2 separate regions of the Homo sapiens genome follow, and region 2 is linked to region 1. Evidence: chromatin loops called from intact Hi-C (ENCODE). Cell type or tissue: A673. All regions are shown on one strand.

Region 1 (8,000 bases):
TTGCTTATCTTGCTAAAGTTTACAATTTCCAGTAGTTTCCTTGGGAATAACATCTGGTATAGGTCTCCCCAATTCCCATCCTAAAGCCAGGCTATCAAAATGTCAGAATTAAAAAGATTAAATCTGGAATCTTGGCATTACTAACAATTTGGTGAAGAGCCAAATTATGTTAACTAATAATAAGTTTATAAACTTACAATTAATTACGAAAAAAGTTGTGATAATTATGATACAATATTGAGAAGCTAAAACTCAAACAGTTCTTATATTGAAGGAATTTGTACTGAGGGAAAAAGTGAGGCTAATAGGATGCCAGATTTTTTTTTTAACTTTTATTTTAAATTCAGGGGTACATGTGCAAGTTTGTTACACAGAAAAATGTAACAAATGGGGGTTTCTTGTTCAGACTTTTTCAGCACCCAGGTATTAAGCCTAATAACGATTAGTTATTTTTCCTGTTCCTCTCTCTCCTCCTATCCTCCATCTTCCAATAAACCAGTGTGTGTTGTTCCCCTCTATGTGTCCATGTATTCTCATCATTTAGCTCTCACCTATAAGTGAGAACATGCAGTATTTGGTTTTCTGTTACTGTGTTAGTTTGTTAAGGATAATGACCTCCAGCCCCATCCACGTTCCTGCAAAATATATGATCTAATTTTTAATGGCTGCATAGTATTCCATGGTGCATAAGTACATTTTCTTTATCCAATCTATCATTGATGGACATGTAGCTTTATTCCATGTCTTTGCTACTGTGAATAGTGCTGATGCCGGTGATTATGATGGCAGCAGCGGAGGTCTGGACCAGCTGCTGCCATGCTGACTGCAGTGTGGCAGGCACAGCCAGGGCTGCATTCTCCGTGGATCCGACAAGAGCCAGGAACAGGTGAGAACTCCGTCCCCTTCCAACTTGGACGGGTGGGATCCCTGCCCTCCAAGGCACAGCTGCTGCCACTCAGCTGCCCCTGCAGACCCAGGCATCTCTGCACTTTCAGGGGCGGGAAGCCTCCCTGCACTGCAGGCTTGGAAGTGCCTGCTTCCGCTGCCTGGCCTCTCCCCACCCCCAGCACGGATTTCAGAGCAAAGTTAAAGCTGAGCCCAGGCACAGTCACAACCCGGCCAGGTGTGCACATCTCAAGGCAGAGCTGACATGCCAGCCACCTGTCACCTCGGCCCCTCCCAGACTTTGGGCGTGGACCAGCATAGGAGGGAGGCTGGGGTGGGGGCTGAGGGTGGCTCAGCGTGGGCCTACAGGTGCCTCTTGCCATGAGCAGCCTGGGCACCATGGATGGTGACAAGAGGCAGATAGGCTCTCAGGCAAAATGGGGAGGGTCCCCAGTGAAACCACACCTTCAGGTCAAAGATGGTCTGAGGCCTGGGGACTAGGCTGCCAGTTCTGGAGTGATAACTTACGGTGCTTTTTCAAGGCCCACCCATGGCCACCCATGGACCAATCAGCATGTACTTCCTCCCTTCTGAAGCCCATAGAAACGCCAGACTCAGTTAGACTTGAGTAGACATAGGGATAACCTTCCTGCGGAGAGGATCTACCCACTGGGGGTTTCCTCTTTGCTGAGAGCTGTACACTCAGACAGGATGACTTGCCTGCAGATAGGAGCTACCAACTGTGGGTCTCCCGAGAACTGTTCTGTTGTTCAAGGAAGCTCGTCTTTACCTTGCTCACCCTTCAGTTGTCCACTCATTCTTCCCGGACATGGGAAAAGAACTCGTGACATGCTGAATGGCAGGACTAGAATAGCTGTAACACAAACAGGGCTGAAATCCTCCCCCTACCACTACTCGCCATGTTGCGGGAAACAAGAAAGAGAGCAGAACTGCAGCTCTTCTGGGAGCCCAGACCTAGTGGTTCCCTGCATGAGGGCTGTGACACCTTCTTTGGCATCTCCAAGCTTCTGCGTGACACTGCATTCGCCTTGTCCAGACGCAGTTGCCCAAAGCAGCAGTTGCCCAAAGCAGCAGCCACGTGCATCTGGTCCAGCTGGCACAGGTGCCAGCTCCCAGGGCTCCTTGCCCCTCTGCAACAGCCAGAGTGCCTGGCTGTGTGCAGTGGCCAGAACCTGCACTCACTTGCCTACACACCTCTAGCTGCTCTGCAACTGGCTTGCCCTTGGCAGGTCTGGGATCCTGGCCATTAACAGGAGCCAAGGATAGCCTTCTGGGCTGAGTGAGCAGAATGAGTCCAGCAGGTGCAAGCAATACTTAGGCAGAAGACACCACTAGCCACAGAGGTTTCCTGATGGTGAGGCAACACCCCAAGGATCCCATGACAATTATATCAGAGGTTTTTAAACCATCTATGTAGTCAAAAAGTATACACACACAAACACATGTATGTACATCATGACTTGTATTTATAAAAATAAAGAATTGGAATGAAACAGAGAAGAGAATAAAGGTAAATTGTTGTTAGAATTTGTTTAACTGAAACTTATTAAAAGAAGTTCATATAGAGTGTTTTAATGATTAAATTTTATATCATATTATGCGTATAAGTAATGCATAATAAAAGTTTTTAGAAGATTGTGTTGTTTATTTAAAGTATCAGAATAGGTACTAGAAATATTATTGCTATGAAAGAAATTTGTGTTGGTAAATTTTTAACACTAACCTTGGTTTATTTTAAAATTCTAACACGTCATTTAGTTCACTTCAAAACTCTCTAGTCACTCATCAAATTTGTGCAATTTTAATGAGTCTCTTAAAAAGCAAATACACATAATATTTGGGTTTCAATTGATACATCATCTAAAAGTAATAATAGAATTGTCAGCTAAGGAGATATTATTATGATTAAAAGATAATATCTTCTTATAATTTAGTCCAGCCATGTATTTTAATTTTTTGAAAAAAGGCTAGTTATTTACTTACAACTTTTGTCAAAAGTATATCTATTTGCAATAAAAATAGAAAATATACTGTAAGCAAGTGAAATTATTTCTCTTAAAGAAGTCATCCATGAATCATTAATATAATGAACAGAACTTCTTAAGAGAAAGAATCATATGATGTTCATGTCCTTTAAAATTTTTTTCAAAGAAATAAGACTGCCTTTATATAAGTATAGACCATTTTTAAAGATAGTTAATATAAATATGAGAAATTGTTTTTGTTGCTCATAATGTTAAGGGATTTTTAGTAATGAATTACAGTACTGAACAACTATTCTCAAATGCAGAAATATCTTTCATAAGGTTCTACCAGCAGAGGGCATTAGCAGGTGATACTTCCCGAACCTTATCAACTGTAGGCAACTATTATGTGATATTAAAAATAAATAAGATAAAGTCTTTAAAGATAAATTTTATAACTTTGCAGTACAGAAAGGGAGCTTGCCTAACCCCAGAACAAACAAAACCGAACAAAACAATATCCAACACTACAAACAAAAAGGGAACATGTATACTTCTTCACTTGTATTATGCTTCCTTGAGGAATATCTTCTCAGCATGTAGGCATTAACCTAGCCACTAGTATTTCTGTGTGTATGAACATACAAAATAGGTCATACAATAAACTTTATTAGGCTAATAGTTTCTATAGAAATGTAGCTACAAACTCATATAGCATATGTAGTTACCGTCTCTTTATTAAAAGATAAAAGCTTAGTATGTATGGAGAGATTAAACATACTTCAATCCTGAGCTGAACTGATATTTATATTTGATTATAAGTACGAGCATCAAATATTTCTCACTAGGCTATTTTTGTAGTTTTCAACAGTCACTGGAGACTATCAAAAATTCACCGGGACTTGGTATGTATTCTGCAGGACAAGATCAACAAAAATTAAATTCTGCAACCTTCTTAAAGAATTTGGATGACTGTTTATTCCTATTTCTTCAAGGTATTTTATTGAGGTCATTTTGGAGCTAAGCTTTGAATGGTTAAAGAAATTGTTTTGAAGAAGGAGAAGAGAAAAATTATTTCATTTAGGGGCATAGTATGAATAAAGTTCATGATAAAGTACAGGGCATGGACTGCAATAACAGAATAAACCAGACTTGTCCAAAAAGAGCTCTGCTAAGAAAAAATAGGAGGTAAGTTTGGATGGCTTCCACCCTGTTACTCTGTCTCCTTCATGCAAAAGTTTTCATTCAGCTCCTGTTCAAAATATCAACTTACAATTTTCCACTTCTCTCCTTTGTTCTATTTTCTTAAGAATTCCTGGCTATTTCCAAATTGTTATGGTGATTTGCTACTGACCCAAAGTGAGGAGATGATCATATCATTTGTATTCAAATTAGTAAACTTCAAGAGTACACAAAAGTGTTACTGATAATTATGTCAGGACATCAAGTATACACCAGGTTGTTCCAGGTAAACAAGTACACAGATACTCATCTTGGGTATTAAAAAAAACCACATCCACTGACTTGGCTTCAACCATATTATTCTTCATATTCAATTATGTATGACAATAGGTATATACTGGATCTTGCCATCAGACAAAATAGTTGAACACACAAAACTTTAATATTCAATATAACAATAACTAATTATGATCTCCTATTCATCTGTTCCTCATAACCTAGCCGCCTGTTGTTTAAACACATTAAACCCAGCAATCACTGTGCCTACTTTTTTCTTATTTTAGTCTCGTTCTCAAAATTATATTGTTCCCTGTATAGCAAAAGCAAGTCCTACAGAACTTCAGCAACTTTCTTGCCTAACTCTTTCCTCTTAGAATTCCACCTTTAACAATCTGAATCTTCTCATTTGGTTCATAGCTACTCCTTGACCTTGTTGCTGTAACATAGTTACAAATACATTGAATACAGTTTCTTGTGATGAGCTCTTGATGGATTAACCCATTTTTCAACCTTTTATTGTTTTATGTTATTTTCATTTGCATACATTCTTTTTCATTCATTGTTTTTGAGTTCCAAATCAAGAATATATATTCATGTGTATATGTATTGTTGTATATTTAAATTTTAATTAATTTTCATAGCTTAGTCAAATGCATAGTGCACACTTAATAAGTAGATTTACAGGATATATTAAGCTCATGTATTATTTAAAGCAAACAATGAAACATACTTAATAAAAATTCATTGGATAAAGCATCATTGATTACTAACATTTATTTGTACTGACTCTATACCAGTCTCTGAACATGGACTATATTATGTAGCTAATTAAATACACATTCCCACTTTTCACTTTCTGCATCCCAACATAGAAATGCAACTTTTCAAAAGAATCTATTCCATCATTTTGAAGCCCCTGTTTCTTTGCCTGAGCCAGCTAATCTTTGATTGATTGATTTTTTAACTCAGTGAAAGGTAAAGATGGTTAAATGGATTACTGTGTGTGCTAGAGTGAAAAAGAGAATAAGGGAATGTTGTGATTGCTTTATTTCATTGATAAACAAACTTGTTTTAGGCATTGAGACTATCACTATTAATAAGAATTGACATTAAGACACATTATTTGATTCTCAAAGTAATTTTTTGAGTAAGGCACTATAATTCCCTTTGCTTTAATAGAGCTACTTTTTATGTTTAAAGAGGCTGAAAAACTTTTTTTAGTGCTTAAATTTCATAATTCTAGGCTTTATGTGTGTGAATGATGGTGAATCTATTTTTGAAATAAACTTTCAGTTTTAGAATACTTTTAAAATTACAGAAAAATTTTGAAGACATTAGCTTGTTCTTATATACCCCATACTGAGTTTTGCCTAATGTTAACATCTTATATTAGTATCATGCATTTGTCACAATCAATGAACCAATAATGAAACATTAATATTAACCAAGGGCCATACTTTCTTCAGATTTATTTTGTTTTATTAAATGTCCTTTTTCTGTTCCAGATTTCCCATAGAATACCACAGCTCATTTAGTTGTCACGTCTACTTAAGCTGTTCTTGGATGTGACAAATTCCCAGACTTTCCTTAGTTTTGATAACGTTGACAATTTTGAAAAATATTAATCAGTTATTTGTTAGCACATCCCTCATTTGGGAGTCGTCTGATGTTTTCTCATGATTAGACTAAGGTCATGGGTTTTTGGAAAACCATAGACCAAAAGTGAGATTTTCATCACCTTGTGTCAAGAATCAATATTATCAATATGATTTACAATATTGCAGTTAATCTTGATCACCCGGCTGACACAGTGTTTGTTAGATTTCTCCACTATGCATTTACTGTTTTCCCCCTTTTCATACTGTAGTAATTAGAAAGAATTCACTATGTGAAGCTCATATTTAAAGAGTGGAGAGTTATACTCCATCTCACAGAGGGCAGGGTAGTGACAATACAGTATTTGGAATTCCTCTTCACAAGAGATTTGTATGTTCTGCCCTTTTATTTACATGTTCAATCATTATTTTATATAACTGTGGACTCATGGGTATTTATGCCATGCTTTGGATTATAATCTACTCCTACTTCATTTTGTTGCTCCAATTGTTCCAACTTTGGCCATTGGGAACTCTTTAAATTGGCTCTTGTGTTCTTTTGACGTATCCTCTTCACTTGTTTGTGGTTCTGTTTGCTTGGTTTTGAGTGGTTCCTTACATTCTGGCACTTCAAGATGATCCAAGTTCAGACTGCATATTCATTAACTTAGTCTTAAAAAAAAACACCGATTACTTTAGCAGAGAGAGAAAGGAAATATACTGTGCATACTAACTGATATATTATGCATACCAGTAAATATTGATATAGGTATTTATTTGCCTCTATATTAAGCTAAACATGAATTCATACTGATGTTTCCAACGGTGATACAGAACTGCTTGGATAATTCTATGCTTCCCTCTTTCTTGTCTGTAACTTCCCACTTCAACAGTGAAAAACATCACTGCCAACATCCATCATCGATTTAATTGTTCTATGCAAATATACGTAAATAGCAGTGTCTTAAATTGTTAGTCCATAACCTATGGGAAACAATTTCATTTTCATTAAGTAGAATGCAGCTCTTGTGTGGATTTTCTTTCTCCTTTAGTCTGTAAAGACTACATTCATTGCAAAAGTTACTTGGTTCAGGGCATCTTTTCTTCCAAACCTCTTCAGTGAGCTCATTTCATACATTTGTAAAACAGATTACTTTCAAAATTCTGAATTCCATTCTGAATCTTTTGGCTGCTTCATTTAAAAAATAAATTCATACATTAAAATTTACTCTTACTGCTTTACAATTTTATGGGCTTCAAAAAATACTTAGTGGCATATATCTACCATTAAGGTTTCATAGAGAATAATACCATTGCTCTAAAACAGCTCCTGTGTGCTACTTTTCAATGTGCCCCTTTCCCCCAAACCACTGGCAACCACTTGTGTGTTGATTATTGTGGTTTAGCCTTTTCTAGATGTTACTTAATAGAGTAATAAAGTATGTATCCTTTTTCCAGACTGACTCCTTTAACTTAATACATTTTGAAGATTCATCTATGTTTTTGCATAGCTTGATACTTCTTTTTTTACCACTGAAAAAGATTCCATTGAGTTGATGTGCCATAGTTTATCCATTCGTCGATCGAATGACATCTTAGGTGTGTCTAGTTTTTGGCAATATTAATAAAGCTGCTATAAATAGTCACATCCAAGTTTTTAGGTGGGCATATTTTCAACTGGGCAAATACCTCAGAGCATGATTACAAAATCATTTTGGTAGACTATGTTTTGCTTTTTTAGAAACTGCCAAACTATCTTTCAAAGTGTGTATGTCATTTTGCAATCCCATCATAAATGAATAAAAATATTGTTGCTTGTTATCTTTATCTAAAATTGATATTTTTTGGACTTTAACCATTCTAATTAGTCTGTAGTGGTATCGCATTGTTATTTTATTTATTTATTTATTTATTTATTTATTTATTTATTTTATTTTTATTTATTTATTTATTTATTTTGCGGCAGAGTCTCACTTTGTCGCCCAGGCTAGATGGAACCTCCACCTCCCGGGTTCCATCAATTCTCATGCCTCAGCCTCCCAAGTAGCTGGGATTACAGGTGCCCACCACCACA
Region 2 (8,000 bases), 890 kb after region 1:
TCAGTTGTTGAAATGATTATCTTTTCTCCACTGAATTCCTTTGATATATATCATATATATATATACACACACTCACACACACACACACACACACATATGTATATATTCCATTAGTTCTATTCCTCTAGAGAACCCTGACTAATACAGTGATCTTATGGGTTGTGTTGCTTTTGCCTTCCTATGGCTATTGGGCTCGTCTAAGTTCCCTCTCAGTAAACCACAGGCTGAAAATTATCTCAAAGCAGTAAGAAAGATTAATTGTAAGGTTGTAAGTTTGACCTTGCTTTTCTTTTTTTTTTTTTCTCTCATATATCACTGCCTTCATTTTCTGAGTCCAGTGTTTTGACAACTGTTTTACGCACTTTGTCTGTTACCTTTTTTGGTTGTTTTAGTTGAGAGGGAAGATATAAATCCTATTACTTTATTTAGGGTAGAAGGAGAAATTCCCGAACCGATTTTCTTTAAGCAAACCAAAGATAAAATTAATTTTTTAAAAAATAATCAGAATTATTATGCATTCCCAGTTAGTGAAATCAATATTTATAAAATATGTTAATTCACATGTATGATATTATAGATTAACTTCTGTTTGCATCTCTTTTCATGAACCATAATCTCTTAGGGCTATTTCTTTTTTATAATTATTTGCAGTACAGCAGTAGCTCTGGAGTTATGGTTAAGTGTGAAATTTTGTACATTTATTACTGATAATACATAAACAAATCATACACTTGTATTAAACAATGTGGTTATTTATAATATTTTCTAATTATCCAGAATCTAAATATATGAATGTGTTCTATTTTCCTTGGATGACTCTTATATATCAGATAAAATAGGGACATTAGAAAAGCTGTTCTCTTGTTTTACTTCAGGTTATCACATATTTTTAGGAATATTTTTGTGATCTATAGGGGAGACTTATAATGTTATGCAGACACACTAACTAATGTAAAAATAACCATTATTTTACAGTAAAATTGGCTAATGCTTCTTATCTAAGTTAGTCTTTCAGATGGTCTGTAAAATATAGCAGTGACTCATTATGTGTTTAAAAAATAATACTTGTTCAAACTCCTTCCATTATCACCTTAAAGTTATAAAAGTCTCTTTTTTAGCAAGCTAAATTTACAAGACATATATATTTCTACTATGTTTTCACATTGGTAAATATAAAAAAAATCTGAATGAAAATTATATTGCTTTAACAGTACTAGATTTCTGGGATATGCAGGAAAGTGCTTTGAAAGTTGTTAGGCAGCATTCATATAATATTGAAAGGAGTTGGTTAGTTTGCCTTAGGTGGACAGCAAGGGAAGGGTCCTCGGGAAATCGCAGCCCATTGCTCAGTGCCTCATCCTCACGTAACATAATAAGCAGCCTGAGGAAAAATTCGAGCTGTAGCATCGATAAGGGAACTAGCACAGGCTGTTGTGCTGGAAGACATGCCCACGGCTACACAGAAATCCTCCAATCCATTTGGATAAAAACTTGCACAAATCTCCAGCTCACTCAGATAAAGGAACAAGGCCTGGCCTAGAAATGCCTTTGTCTTTTGTATAGTCAGTGGGCTCCCAGGAAAAGTTTCTTCTGCATTTGTGGGCATGGGCACAGTGGGTTCCAGTGGGTTCTGGTGGGCGCTCTGTTTTCCTTTGTTGGACTGTAAGTCCAGCCCTTATGAATCATCACTTCAGCCCCTGATTGGTCCTGGGCCAAGGCCTTGGGCCAAACTTAGCGATGCATTCTCCAGACAGCTCATGGCCAAATTTCTTCCCTTTCCCGGTCCATAAAAACCCTGGACTCCAGCCTCATAGGGAGTACTCCCGTTTGGGACCCACTCTCTGCTGGCAAAGAACTTTCTTCTTTTGCTTATTAAACTTTCACTCCAACTTCACTTTTATGTCTGTGCTCCTTAATTTTTTTGGCAGTAGGACAAACAACTCCAGGCGCTACATCTTGGTGAATGGGCCAGGAAGAAGGGAATTCATCAGAAGGGAATTCATCAAGAGTGAATGTTTAACTTTAACCCTTTACTTTAATTTCTGAGGATTCTTGTTTATTTCAATCTTGTTTCCTTTCATGGAGGACCTAGCCATTGTGTGGGGTTGGAAGGATGTCCTAGAGTAACTGAAGATTTCTGGCTGGGGCTACCCCTCAGTGTTATCTGAATGTCCTTAGACTAAGTCCAGTCACTGATGACCCATCAGGATGTCAGCACAAGGACTTCCAGTAGTTTCCTATTGCATTTTCCTTCTTTCTTCTCCCAGATATCATATCTCCTATGCCTGTTTGTTTGTTTGTTTGTTTGAGATGGAGTCTCGCTCTTGTGGCCCAGGCTGGAGTGCAGCAGCATGATCTCAGCTCACTGCAACCTCTGCCTCCCAGATTCAAGCTATTCTCCTGTCTCAGCCCCCTGAATAGCTGGGATTACAGATGCCAGTCCAGCCCCCATGCCTCGCTAATTTTTGTACTTTTGATCGAGATGGGGTTTTGCCATGTTGGCCAGGCTGGTCTTGAACCGTGACCTCAGGTGACCAGCTTGCCTTGGCCTCCCAAAATCTTGGGATTACAGGTGTGAGCCACCACACTCGGCCCTATCCTTTTTTTACGTACAATGTTGCAGGTGTTTTTGCAAACTAGAGATAGAATCTTGTTGGGTGGAGTTAGTCTGTGTCTTAGCAATCAGGAATGTAATACAAAGGGTTGTTGTTTCTGTAACTTCCTAGAAACTGGGCAAAATCAAGATTTCAGTCTAAATTTTCACCTGGTAAGGTCCCTTCTCTCCCTCAATAATAGATATTCATGGCACCCTATGGGAGCAAACTTCACCCTAAGTGTATATTCTCCTCTCCATTTGGGTTGTATTTTCCTTTATATAAGAGCTTAGCATTGTCCAGTGAATTTAAATAGTTCTTTTGGGAGACAAGTTAATTTTATTATGCTGGGGGGAATTCTATAGGGGCAGCCTATCAAACCCTAAACCTCTTTTCCTAAATTTTGCATGAAAAGAATTTGGAGTCTGTTTTTACCTAACATTCTAACCCTACACCGCCACCTAGTGGAAATGGATTTTTTTCCACGGAGAGCCTTGTTAGACCTCTGCCCCAAACCTCTGGTTACTCAATTCTTTTTTCTTCTGCATCCTTCTCTCAGTTATCAGGCCACATGTCCTATTTGTAAACAGAAAAAAAACTTCACTCTCCACAGCCAGGAGGAAGCTATCCTGATAAGACAGATCTTAGCTTCAATAATGTCCCCATCAAAATAGGGGCAGCTATTCAATTTTCATACTCTTTTAAGGCACCTGTTTTGCAATCAATTACATTGGAATTTAAACAAAAAATTAATTTTATGTTTAGAAGTTAATCAGTCCCATTCTGTGGGATTTCAATTTTTTAATGCGGCCATAGCAAGGGAAGTTAAAGATAGTTTTAAAAAACTCCCTCCATTAAAGGGTCTTTTCCAAATCCAACTACTATATAATTTCTCCCAGACCTCTGGGGCACCTCTGGTATCTTTTGGGCTGAGTGAGTCTAGGAATCCAGCATGGTGGAAGGCTAAAGTTTTAAGCAGGTAAGTGTGACCACATTCTGCTGACTAGCTTTTCCAGGACCATGGGTAAAGGTCACTCTTGTAACCATGGGGTGGCACCTATAATGGTCGCCAGGACTCAGAGGAGAGCAGAAAGGAGGAGAAGGGGGACACCATTTCTCTCTTTTCCTGCACCCTGTGTCACACAAAAGGGAGGAAGGCAACTGAGGGATGCCTTGTCTCCCCCCACTTTCTAGATGGGTAACAAACTATCTGCAGTCTGTACACCCCTCGAGTGCATTTTGAATAACTGGAAACATCTTTGACCCTAAGACTCTAAAAAGAAAACAGCTTATATTCTATTGCACAAGGGCATGGCCATCTTACAATGAGAAGGCCTAGCCTTCTTAGGGATGCATTAAATTCAGTAGTATCCAACAACTAGATATTTCTTTACCCTGCAAGACAACCCAGATCCTTGCAAGCATTGTAAAATTAACCCTTACCTCTTGGCAGCCGTGTCAGGAAAGCCTACAAAGGATAATTCCCCAAAGACAGACGCATCCTTGGGGAATGCTTAAATGCAATATCTGGGTGCTCTACCTGCTCCATTTATTTGGGAATCCCAATAGCCAAATCATTAGCTCTTCTGGTTGTGCCACTCAAAAAATTCCCAATTTTGCCTTTGCCCCTCCAGGAAATGCCCAATGAACATGGTGCCACTAGATTCCAAGTTCCCTTCTCATTACAGCACCTTAGACAAAGGAGAATCTAGACAAGTTCTCTAATAACTCTGATATATATATATTATATATATCATATATATGTATATATGTATATATACACATGTATATGTATATATACACGTGTATATATGTATATATATGCCTTTCAAAATTTAACCCAAGTGTTGAATCTTACATTAAGAGTTGGTATACTACTTTTAAGCCAAACCCTGTTTCAGGGAAACAAGAAAACCTACAGGCAGCAAAGATATTCAAAGATGAATAATAGGCAGTCAAAAAAGAAACTCAGTCAAAAGGGGAAACAGGGTAAAATAATAAAGACAGACAGAATCCTCATTCCCAATAGGAAGAGAGTCAGTGCACCTTGAATACCCTAACTGGGGCCCTAGTGACCCCATAAATAAGTGAAAAAAACCCCACTTTCTAATGTGCCTATTAAAAGTCTTGCAAAAAATAAGAAGAACCAGCAAATTAAGCAAACCTCTTAATTAATCTAAACTGTCCTTGTTGAACCAGAAACCAGATGAAAATTCCACTGCCTTTTTGGAAAGGCTGAGAGAAGCTTTAGTAAGACACACCTACTTGTCTCCCAATTTAATAGAAAACAACTTCATTATTCAGGCAGCTCCTGATATCAGAAGAAAGTTGCTGAAACAGGCCCTGTCCAAAGATCTTTCTAGTTTTATTCACCCTCAATTTAATATTTTGCACTATGTAAAAACACTCCCTTCTGTGCCCCAACTGAGGGGGTTTCTCAAGAAGGCACTGAGGTTCTTCTTAATTTTCTAGTATGTAAAGGATAAAAAATTTCCAAATCTAAAACTCAGCTCTGGCAAACTTCGGTTAGATACCTAGGTCTTGTCTTGTCAGAAGGAACCAGAGCATTAGACGAGGAAAAGATTCAGCCTATTTCCTCCTTTCCCCTTCCCCAAACCCTCAAACAGCTAGGAAAATATGGGGGCATCACAGGTTTTTGTAGATCGTGGATACCTCAGTATGGTGAAATAACTCATCCTTTATGCCACCTCATAAAAGAAACTCAAGCAGCTAGAACTCACTCCATAACTTGGCAACCTAAAACTCAAAAGCCCTTAACCAGCTAAAGCAAGTCTTACTTAAAGCATCAGCCCTCAGTCTTCCTATAGGGAAGGTATTTGATCTCTATATATCAGAAAGGAAGGAAATAGGCCTGGGAGATTTGATTAAGGCTCAAGGTCCAGCTCAACAGCCAGTGGGTTAACCATGGGGAATAACTTAACTGTTTGCACCCCACACAGGATAGCAGGACTGCTGCCATCTAAGGGAAGTCTCTGGCTAACAGACAATCACCTCCTCAAGTATCAAGCTTTGCTGCTACAGGGATCTACAGTCCAGTTAAAAACCTGCCCTTGCCTGAAGCCAGCCGCTATCTCCCAGAGGAAACTGGAAAACCTAAACATGATTTTGAACAAGTGGTGGTGCAAACTGATATAAGAAATGGTAAAAATCACTGTTTATATTATCAGTAAAGTTTTAATGAATAAAAAAGGATTTTGTTAAAGAGCATTCAGTGTAATTAAAAACAGATATCCAAGCTATGAGTATATTCAAAAGGCCTTTATGTTTTTCTGTTCATAAGTCTTGTTTATCTAAAAGAGGTTTTTTTCTTAGTTGACTGAGTTACTTTTCTCCGCTCTGTCTTGTCCCTCTTGGTGCAGGTATGAAAGGCCCTAGAATAACTTCTGGTGGCATGCAACTCCTCGGGAAAACAGAACAGGTGTTACAAATCCCATTTTGGGAAAAATCTCTGTTTTCCTCATGGAGCCCTGGAAACTGTTCCTAGCCATCTTCTTAAGGGGCCTCACGAGAGGCCAATGAGCCAGTTGGGAAATAGGCAAATTAAAAATGTTATAGCTACTGGATCTTCTTCTGTTTCTGTCTGATTATATATGTGTTATGTGGGTAATGTCTATTTAAAAAGAGGGAGCTCTAATGAGTTAACTTAAAGAAGGATAAGCACTTGAATCAATTTTTTTTTTTTTTTTTGAGACGGAGTCTCGCTCTGTCGCCCAAGCTGGAGTGCAGTGGCGTGATATCGGCTCACTGCAAGCTCCGCCTCCCGGATTCACGCCATTCTCCTGCCTCAGCCTCCCCAGCAGCTGGGACTACAGGCGCACGCCGCCACACTCAGGTAATTTTTTTTTGTATTTTTTGTAGAGACGGGGTTTCACTGTGTTAGCCAGGATGGTCTCGATCTCCTGAACTTGTGATCCGCCCACCTCGGCCTCTCAAAGTGCTGAGATTACAGGCGTGAGCCACAGCGCCCGGCCACTTGAATCAAATATTTTTAAGGGAAAAGTAAAGGCTGTAGTGCCTCTTGGTTCCTATGACTTTTATCTTTAAGAAATAAGAAGAGCCTTGGAGATTATCAATAAAGAGCAAATGTCTTCAAGATGCAAATAGATAGTCTAAATTATGCAGGTCAGACACTAGTTTTGCTAAATGTTTTAAAGTTGTAAACTGCTTCTTTGATGTATAAAACTTGTTCACCTTGCCTGCTTCACAATAGGTAAGGCCTGGGGACATATGGAAGTATTCATGTCCCTAACTATGTCGGAAGGAGTCAAATTTTATCTGCACCTAGGACATAATTAAAACAACTTAATAGGTTTTACATTCACGTTAAAAAATTGTTAAGAGTTACCATCATAACATGTAATTAAAACTACTGAAAATAAATATATATACAAGGTATGCAAGAGCAGTAAAATGTGTTTTTAGTGAAAGATTATAAAAAGGCTTGAAAATATATATTTTGCACGGAGAAAAAGGATTGTCTTAAATTAAATATAATAAAGCAAAAAGTTTAAGCAAATTGTGAAAAGATTGTAAAAATTAATCTTGCAAAAAAAATTCTGTGTGTAAACATATTAACTAAATTCAAAAGGGTATAATATAGTTTTATAAATTAAGCATTAAAATTCAAGCACAACAAGGTTTTCTTACAATGCAAATTTTCTCTAGCAAAATTGTAGAGGGTTATAAAAAGTTTGTGAAAATCTCACATCATGGTAAAACTTGTCAAAATTAACTAAAATTGTCTATAAGTTTTCATTAAAATTGTGGTTAACATTAATAGAAAACTAATGCAAGGATGGAATTTAGCTTTCTCTTAAACAGGATTTTCATATAATGATAAGGCCTAATGAAAGATTTTTGCTTTTTCAAATTTTTGAGTCATCATTTTCGCAGAACAAATGACTTATGGTAATCTGAAATTCTATTTCAGAATATCAAGTGTTTTAAACCTCTAACATATTCAACAAACTTTCCCAAATCAAATTTCAGTTTCAAGGTTGTCATTCCTGATGCCTGGCTTTTGGGTGCTGCAGATGGCCCCTTGAGCATCCAGAAGAGACGTAAACAAGATTATTTAACATGTTTACATACATAGGATTGCCAGAAAGATGTCCAATCTTCTTCAGGATATATATATCCTTACACTCCTGTAATCCTAGCACTTTGGGAGGCCAAAGCAGGTGGATCATTTGAGACCAAGAGTTCCATACCAGCCTGGCCAACACAGTGAAACCCTGCCTCTACTAAAAATACAAAAATTTAGCTGGATGTGGTGGCACACGCCTGTAATTCCAGCCACTCCGGAGGCTAAGGCATAACAATCACTTCAATTGAGGAGGCGAAGGCTGCAGTGAGCTGAGATTGTGCCACTGCACTGCAACCTGG

The links. Hi-C counts contacts between places; a loop is a spot of excess contacts. Peaks named below come from ENCODE experiments on the same cell type or tissue, not always from the same donor. Only the 100,000 strongest peaks of a DNase experiment are listed, where the experiment ranks them.
Region 2: a loop joins it to region 1, with 7 times the contacts of the local background. A loop is called at or near these places in 7 of 110 quality-filtered maps.

Annotation. Positions count from the first base shown.
Region 1 is chr3:163,946,822-163,954,821 of GRCh38, reverse strand. No RefSeq gene overlaps it. Among named protein-coding and RNA genes, the nearest start is that of MIR1263, 220 kb to the left of the region's middle. In A673, a CTCF peak has its summit at 3,210 (motif pointing right); no DNase peak of the experiment used is centred here.
Region 2 is chr3:163,052,137-163,060,136 of GRCh38, reverse strand. No RefSeq gene overlaps it. Among named protein-coding and RNA genes, the nearest start is that of LINC01192, 250 kb to the left of the region's middle. In A673, a CTCF peak has its summit at 3,064 (motif pointing left); a DNase peak (open chromatin) is centred at 3,056; H3K27ac peaks cover 2,858 bases.